Linked DNA regions of Homo sapiens: region 1 is linked to region 2. A link is a contact called in ENCODE Hi-C or POLR2A ChIA-PET data. All regions are on one chromosome and are shown on one strand. Each heading gives the region's core, a stretch centred on a gene start or an enhancer-like site at or near the end of the contact. The rest is flanking DNA. Distances are from core to core; before and after follow the strand shown.

Region 1 (3,280 bases), core at 124-2,623, 1.3 Mb before region 2:
TCCAAAATATCAATTTCAACATTCAGTCAACAGGAAAGCTGAGATATTTTACATTTCGGAGGTACTAATTCTTGAAATCCAGTGCGCATTTTACACTTACAGCACATCTAATTTCAGCCTAGCTACATACATTCCGAGTGTTCAATCAGTAGCCACAAGTAGCCAGTACCTGTCAGGTACAGCACAGATTTAGACTTTGAGCAACTTGAAAGCAGGTTATCCTCTTCTCTCCAGGGCCTCCAGAGTAGGCATGCAGTGAATATTTTTGAAAGGTAAATCAGAAAGATAAAAGGATCCTGATTCTTACAAAGATGTTCTGCAACTACTCTCTTTAAACTCTCCAGCCTCATAAAAAGTGGAATGGGGATCATGCTTATTCCTGCATATCAAACCAATGACTATGGGGCTTCCTGACTCCCAGAAAGCCTGAATCATCCGAAATGTTGACTCATGAACCTAAGGTGACTGAAATGTAACGTGAACCAAATTAGCTTTCCAAGGCATCTTTGTATTTCCACTTTCCTGTCTCCCCGCTGCCTCTCTCTTTGGGTGACTCACTCTCTTACCATGTAAGAGTCCAGCAGGCAAGGCCCCAAACTCTCTTTGGAAGAAGAGCAGACTTTCAAATGGTCGGCCCCAGATCCCTAGTTAATTCAGCACAGCTGTTTTCCTCCCAATTTCGGGGGCTGCGGTTTAGACTGAGTGAGCCTAACTGTCAAAAAACAATTTTTTTCTTATTTTAGGGTGGTAGTAGTAGTGATGTAGTTTGGAACTTTGAGTGAACAAATAATCTTTTATTTCAAAAATCTTTAAAAATCCTTAGGGCCCACTTCCCAGTCCCGCTAATACCTTTCTCCAGTCGGGTTTCTTCCTTTCCCGGGAGGAAAGTTTCCACTCTCAGTTCCCCCAGGATAACGCCCTTCCGGTGGCGCGCCAGAAACCGCGCCGACCCCTCCCAGCCAGCAGCCCGCCCCCTTTCCCAGTGCTCTAACGACATACGGACGCCAGCTGCGGGCAAGGCCAAGACCCCACCCCAACTCACGGTTACCCAAAGTGGGGGTGGAGCTCCCAGCTCTCAGCCCCGCCCATTGAACGCAATCCCAGCCGGTAAGAGAGAGGAAGTGCCGTAGTCCCCACCCACTTTCATCTCCTTCCCTTTCTGTTGGCCCGGCTGGTCGCCTATCTTCTCGATCCTGTAGCCGATTGGCTCTCTCCCTCCCGCGCCAGTCCCTGCCCTCCCCTGGGGAGGGTGAGTCACGCCAAACTGGGCGGAGAGTCCGCTGGCCTCACTCCTAGCTCATCTGGGCGGCGGCGGCAAGTGGGGACAGGGCGGGTGGCGCATCACCGGCGCGGAGGCAGGAGGAGCAGTCTCATTGTTCCGGGAGCCGTCACCACAGTAGGTCCCTCGGCTCAGTCGGCCCAGCCCCTCTCAGTCCTCCCCAACCCCCACAACCGCCCGCGGCTCTGAGACGCGGCCCCGGCGGCGGCGGCAGCAGCTGCAGCATCATCTCCACCCTCCAGCCATGGAAGACCTGGACCAGTCTCCTCTGGTCTCGTCCTCGGACAGCCCACCCCGGCCGCAGCCCGCGTTCAAGTACCAGTTCGTGAGGGAGCCCGAGGACGAGGAGGAAGAAGAGGAGGAGGAAGAGGAGGACGAGGACGAAGACCTGGAGGAGCTGGAGGTGCTGGAGAGGAAGCCCGCCGCCGGGCTGTCCGCGGCCCCAGTGCCCACCGCCCCTGCCGCCGGCGCGCCCCTGATGGACTTCGGAAATGACTTCGTGCCGCCGGCGCCCCGGGGACCCCTGCCGGCCGCTCCCCCCGTCGCCCCGGAGCGGCAGCCGTCTTGGGACCCGAGCCCGGTGTCGTCGACCGTGCCCGCGCCATCCCCGCTGTCTGCTGCCGCAGTCTCGCCCTCCAAGCTCCCTGAGGACGACGAGCCTCCGGCCCGGCCTCCCCCTCCTCCCCCGGCCAGCGTGAGCCCCCAGGCAGAGCCCGTGTGGACCCCGCCAGCCCCGGCTCCCGCCGCGCCCCCCTCCACCCCGGCCGCGCCCAAGCGCAGGGGCTCCTCGGGCTCAGTGGGTGAGTGCCGCGACCTCTCGCTTCGCGCCGCCCCTCGCGCCCCTCCCTCTTTTGTGTGCAGCCCCAGATGCTTTGGGCTGGTCCCTCCTCTCCGCCCCGAGGGCGCTTTGTCTGCGGACTTCGGGGCGATGGCGCCCCGTCTGGTTGGAAGCGCGGGGAGAAGGGTGGGGCGGCCCTTGGAGCCCGGGTTTGTTCTTATTGTCCGTCTTGGTTTCGGGGAACACGTGCACCGCTCCCGGCTCCCACTTTCACCCTGTGTGATGCCCAGCGTACGGATTCTCGGAAGTTAGGCACCCACCCGTAGTAGGAGCCGGGTATATACCCGAGAGCCAGGGTTGTGGATTTATCGGGTTGGTTGGGCTTCGAGGTGAGGAAGGAAAGGCCTTGGCACCCAGATATTTTTAGGAGGTGCTTTTGTCTACCCGTCTGGGTTGCTCCTTTGGAAAAGGTGCAGTTTTGCTGCGGGTCTGTTGGCCTGCATTCTGCCCCGGGCTCCCTCCTCACCTCCTGGCTGGCGTGGGTGGCCCCTTTGCGCTTCCCCTCCCCCTCCTCCTGTGCTCGTGGGGAGCTGGCCGAGTGGAAAACGTCCACATTGACCCAACCGCAGTGAAGGGAGAGCGCCTCCAGTGGTGTGGTGCGTGGAGAAATGGGAAGGAGAGAGTTCTGGTAAAGTCCTGCCACCGCCCAGCTCCCCGGGGTGTGATGTGGACTGCTCCCCACCAGCTAAACCGAGCCAGGGAAAGGGGATCTAGGCATTGTGTTCGAGGGGGCGTAGTTCTGCCGGGGTTTCAGCTGCAGGGTCGGAGGAATTGCTGTTAGTGTGGACTTGGCCCAGCCTCTTAGTGCATCATAATTGAATCTTACAGAAAAAAATAAAAGGCAAAATGGTTGACATTCCTAAAGAAGGGAAAACCTGTGGATTCCTTGCCAGGAATTGGCTAATTGAACTCGTGGCAGATTTACCATGAGACACAGAGAAATGTTTTGAGACAGACATTTTCATATATATTGGTTAGAAATACTGTTTTTCAGAAGGATATGTTTTAGGTTACAGAATCAAAATACGGTCACGTGCCTCATAACGACGTTTAGGTCAAGGACAGACCGCATTTGCAACGGTGGCTCCATAAGGTTGTAATGGAGCTGAAAAATTCCTGCCGCCTAGCGACGTCTTGATCTTGACCCTGTGTAGGCCTAGGGT
Region 2 (3,253 bases), core at 721-3,220:
CAAGAGTAAAAAATTTTAATGACATAATTCTTCAAACATCTGCCATATTCACTCCAAGTGTGCTCTTTGGATACAACAACAGGTATTAAAGTATTCTCTTCCAAGCCTGCTAAAGTTATATCTGATTCATAACAAAATTTTACATAGGTATTTCAATGTATCAATATTTTGTGGCATTAATACAAAGAGAAATTTGACGTCCCAGAAAAATATTTACCTAGATAAATTCAGAACATTTGGTTCACACATGTAATCCCAGTATTCTGGGAGGCTCAGGCACGAGGATTGCTTGAGCCCAGGAGTTCGAGACCAGCCTAGGCAACATAGTGAGACCCTGCCTCTAGAAAAAAAAAAAAAAATTAGCCAGGAGTGGTGGGATTTCCCTATAGTCCCAGCTACTGGGAAGCTGAGGAGATCTCTTGAGCCCAGGAGGTCGAGGCTGCAGCCAGTGGTGACCGTACCACTGCACTTCAGAATGGGCAACAGACTGAGACCCTGTCTCAAAAAACAAACAAAAACAGAAAAACCCAAACCAAACCAAACCAAACCAAAAAACCCCTAACACTTGCAAATAGAAAGCTATGTGGTAATAACATCCATTAACTTGACACATCTTGTTTTGACATCATAGTGTCACTTACTGTTTCAATGAAATGGTAATGAAAGAATATAATAAAGTATTGCAAGTTGAATGCTTGAAGGTAATTGGAATAAAAAGTTTAAAAAAATTTTGCTTTTTCCGGGACTTCAATTTGAAGTAAATGAGTTAATTACTACATGGTAAGTGTCATAAGAGTACAATATTTATTAGCCTGCAGTAGGTACACGTGGACAGGAAGACTTTTCAGCGGTCCACTCCCCCAAGAGGGAATTTTCATTTCCGCGAGGTTACAAATGTTCTTCACTACAGGAAAACTCAACATAGAAGCTCATGTTCTGGGGACTCAAATAACAGTCGTAATACATGAAAACTGTAAAGGATATTCTGCATAAAGGGTCGTTAACATCTCACAGGCCAAATAGCCCTCTCAGAAACAACTAGGAAAGGAAAAAGTTCCCTTGGAGCTGTGCGTTTGCGTATGTCCGTGTGTGTATACAACTGAGGGAGAACGAATACGAGAGAGGGAACTCGAGTCTGAAGTACTGTGGTGTGGGCAGGGTGACATGTAATACTGAAGGAAAGAAGTCTGCTGGTGAAGTAAGAGCCACAGTTAATTTTCCGAAAGGAAGATGAGTAAGTGCACCTGACGTTATTCTACGAAAGCTGCTTCTGCAGGGTGGGAATGTTGGGAAGCAAGGTCTAGTGCGACAGAATTGAAAAGGTGGAGAGCAGGTGATTGCTGGATCCCTAATGCTCAGCAAGGGGGACGCATCCACATAACGTGAGAACGAACGAATGAATGAACGCTGCATAAAAGCAGCTTTGGCTTGGGGAAGGTAAGAGTCTGCAGAGAAGGTCTTGGGGAGAAAAAGCAAAGAAAACCGAGGGAAGAGGCCGAACCCTTAGTGTCAGGAGGAGGGGTGGCTGCGGGGTTAGTGAGGGCACTGACCAGAGAGAACTCGGTGCCGGGCCAGTTGACTCGGAAAGGGATGTCATCGCTGAGTTGAGGAAGGGCTCGGCCGCCGCCGGACGCCTCCAGGAGGCCGCAGAGGACCAGTAACACCGGCCCGCCCGGGACCAGACTCCGTACGCCGCCGCCTCCTTCCTCCATCCTCCGCCGCCGCTTTCTCCAGCCACCGCCACAACCTCCTCTGCTCCAGGAGGAGAGGAGGAGGAGGAGGAGGTGGAGGAGGAGGCGGCGGGACTATAAAGCGCCCGGGTATCACCGGCCCAACCGCCGCCACGTCTCCTTCCGGAGAGCCCGGCAACGCCGCCTCCGCCCCCTTGAGCCTCCTGTCACCGTTTCCGGGGCAGACGACATATCAACATCCGGGGGTCGCGGAGCCGTCCGCCTACGGGGGCCGGGACGTCGCCTGCGCGTCTCTCGTTTTCGGACGGCTGCAGCATCGCGGTGGGGATCGAAAGCGGGGGCTTCTGGGACGCAGCTCTGGAGACGCGGCCTCGGACCAGCCATTTCGGTGTAGAAGTGGCAGCACGGCAGGTCGGTGAGTCTCGGAGGCGGCAGCCGCTTCCTGAAGCCATTCCCGCTGCTCTCCAGTGGGCAGGCAGAGGTTTGACCCACACGGAGTGATAGCGGGAAGAAGACAGTGTGAACCGTGCGGGTGCGGGTCCTTAGATGAGAAAATTCGAAGTAGCGATGAGATGTGAGAAATGGCGGTGTTCCTGACTGACCTGCCTTCTTGCAGCTTTTCTTCTTTTTCTCCGCATTTGGCATTTGTACACTTCATTTTTCCCGCTTGAGGCTTATCTCCATCTCTTCTGCTGTGGACCGTGGCCATCTCGTTACTTAACAGCTTCTGACTAACGCAGGGCAGTTTGTTCAGCGACTGCAACTCTGTGTTAGGGGAAACCTGGGGTGAGGTAGCCCGCCATCTCCCCGTAGGTGAATACCGCAAGCCTCCGAATTTGGCGTGGTGGGCGACTCTCGTGGAATGGGCAGCTAGACATCACAACCCTACATTTTTACCCTCCATCTCTAGATTGAAGTGTTGGGGTGTTGTTTTATCAAGGAAGCTGGTAAGGTTCCTTATGTGAGGTTTAGCGCCAGATGAATGTGTGTGTTTATGAACTAAGTCACGTCTGACTGCATCCCCAAATTAGACAAAAAGTTTTGTTTTTCCCTCCCCCTCTTTAGAAAAAATGCCATTGTCTGTTTTGATCTCCAATATAATGGACATAGAGTGTTGGCTTTAGAGAAATTACCATTCCCTAAAGCTCGACAGTCTTGCTAGATCTGTTAAAGACTGGTCGCCCCCACTTCCTCAGATTTGAACCAAATCAAAAAGCAGGAAGGACAGTCCCATATTCTATCTTAAAAATTTTTTTTTAACATCAGGAATCCATAGTATCAAAGAAGATAACTTTCTTCAGAATTGTTATTCGCTAATTATATTCAGCACTTCTTATTAATGCTTAATGTGATCCAGACTCCTGGGATTTTTGTTGTTGTTGTTTGTTTTGAGACAAAGTCTCGCTCTGTCACCCAGGCTGGAGTGCAGAGGCATAATCTTGGCTCACTGCAACCTCCGCCTCTGGAGTTCAAGGGATTCTCCTTTTTCTCAGCCTTCCGAGTAGTTGGGATTACAGGCGCGCGCCGCTACACCCTAATTTTTGTATTTTTAGTAGAGGCAG

What was found. A loop is a pair of places that touch in the nucleus more often than their neighbours do. ChIA-PET counts read pairs that join two places held with the same protein, here RNA polymerase II (POLR2A). Pooled maps may share reads with other maps.
Region 1: a map of naive thymus-derived CD4-positive, alpha-beta T cell shows a loop between it and region 2 (18-fold over the local background). The contact joins the promoter of RTN4 here to the promoter of ASB3 in region 2. A Hi-C loop is called at or near these places in 2 of 168 maps with a recorded cell type or tissue (both naive thymus-derived CD4-positive, alpha-beta T cell), 3 of 37 single-sample maps with no recorded cell type and 11 of 50 pooled maps. POLR2A ChIA-PET finds 5 or more read pairs at or near these places in 1 of 52 experiments (T-cell).

Annotation. Positions count from the first base shown.
Region 1 is chr2:55,048,544-55,051,823 of GRCh38, reverse strand. RTN4 (reticulon 4) reads left to right here and starts at 1,373. Exons shown (of 9, transcript NM_020532.5): 1 at 1,373-2,079. The coding sequence starts at 1,524. RefSeq lists enhancers at 1,543-1,592, 1,555-2,367 and silencers at 1,733-1,792, 1,933-2,052.
Region 2 is chr2:53,785,670-53,788,922 of GRCh38, reverse strand. ASB3 (ankyrin repeat and SOCS box containing 3) reads left to right here and starts at 1,970. Exons shown (of 10, transcript NM_016115.5): 1 at 1,970-2,102. All of the region lies in intron 1 of GPR75-ASB3 (GPR75-ASB3 readthrough), which reads left to right. ERLEC1 (endoplasmic reticulum lectin 1) reads right to left here and starts at 1,879. Exons shown (of 14, transcript NM_015701.5): 1 at 1,551-1,879. The coding sequence starts at 1,712. RefSeq lists enhancers at 1,887-2,306, 1,822-2,480.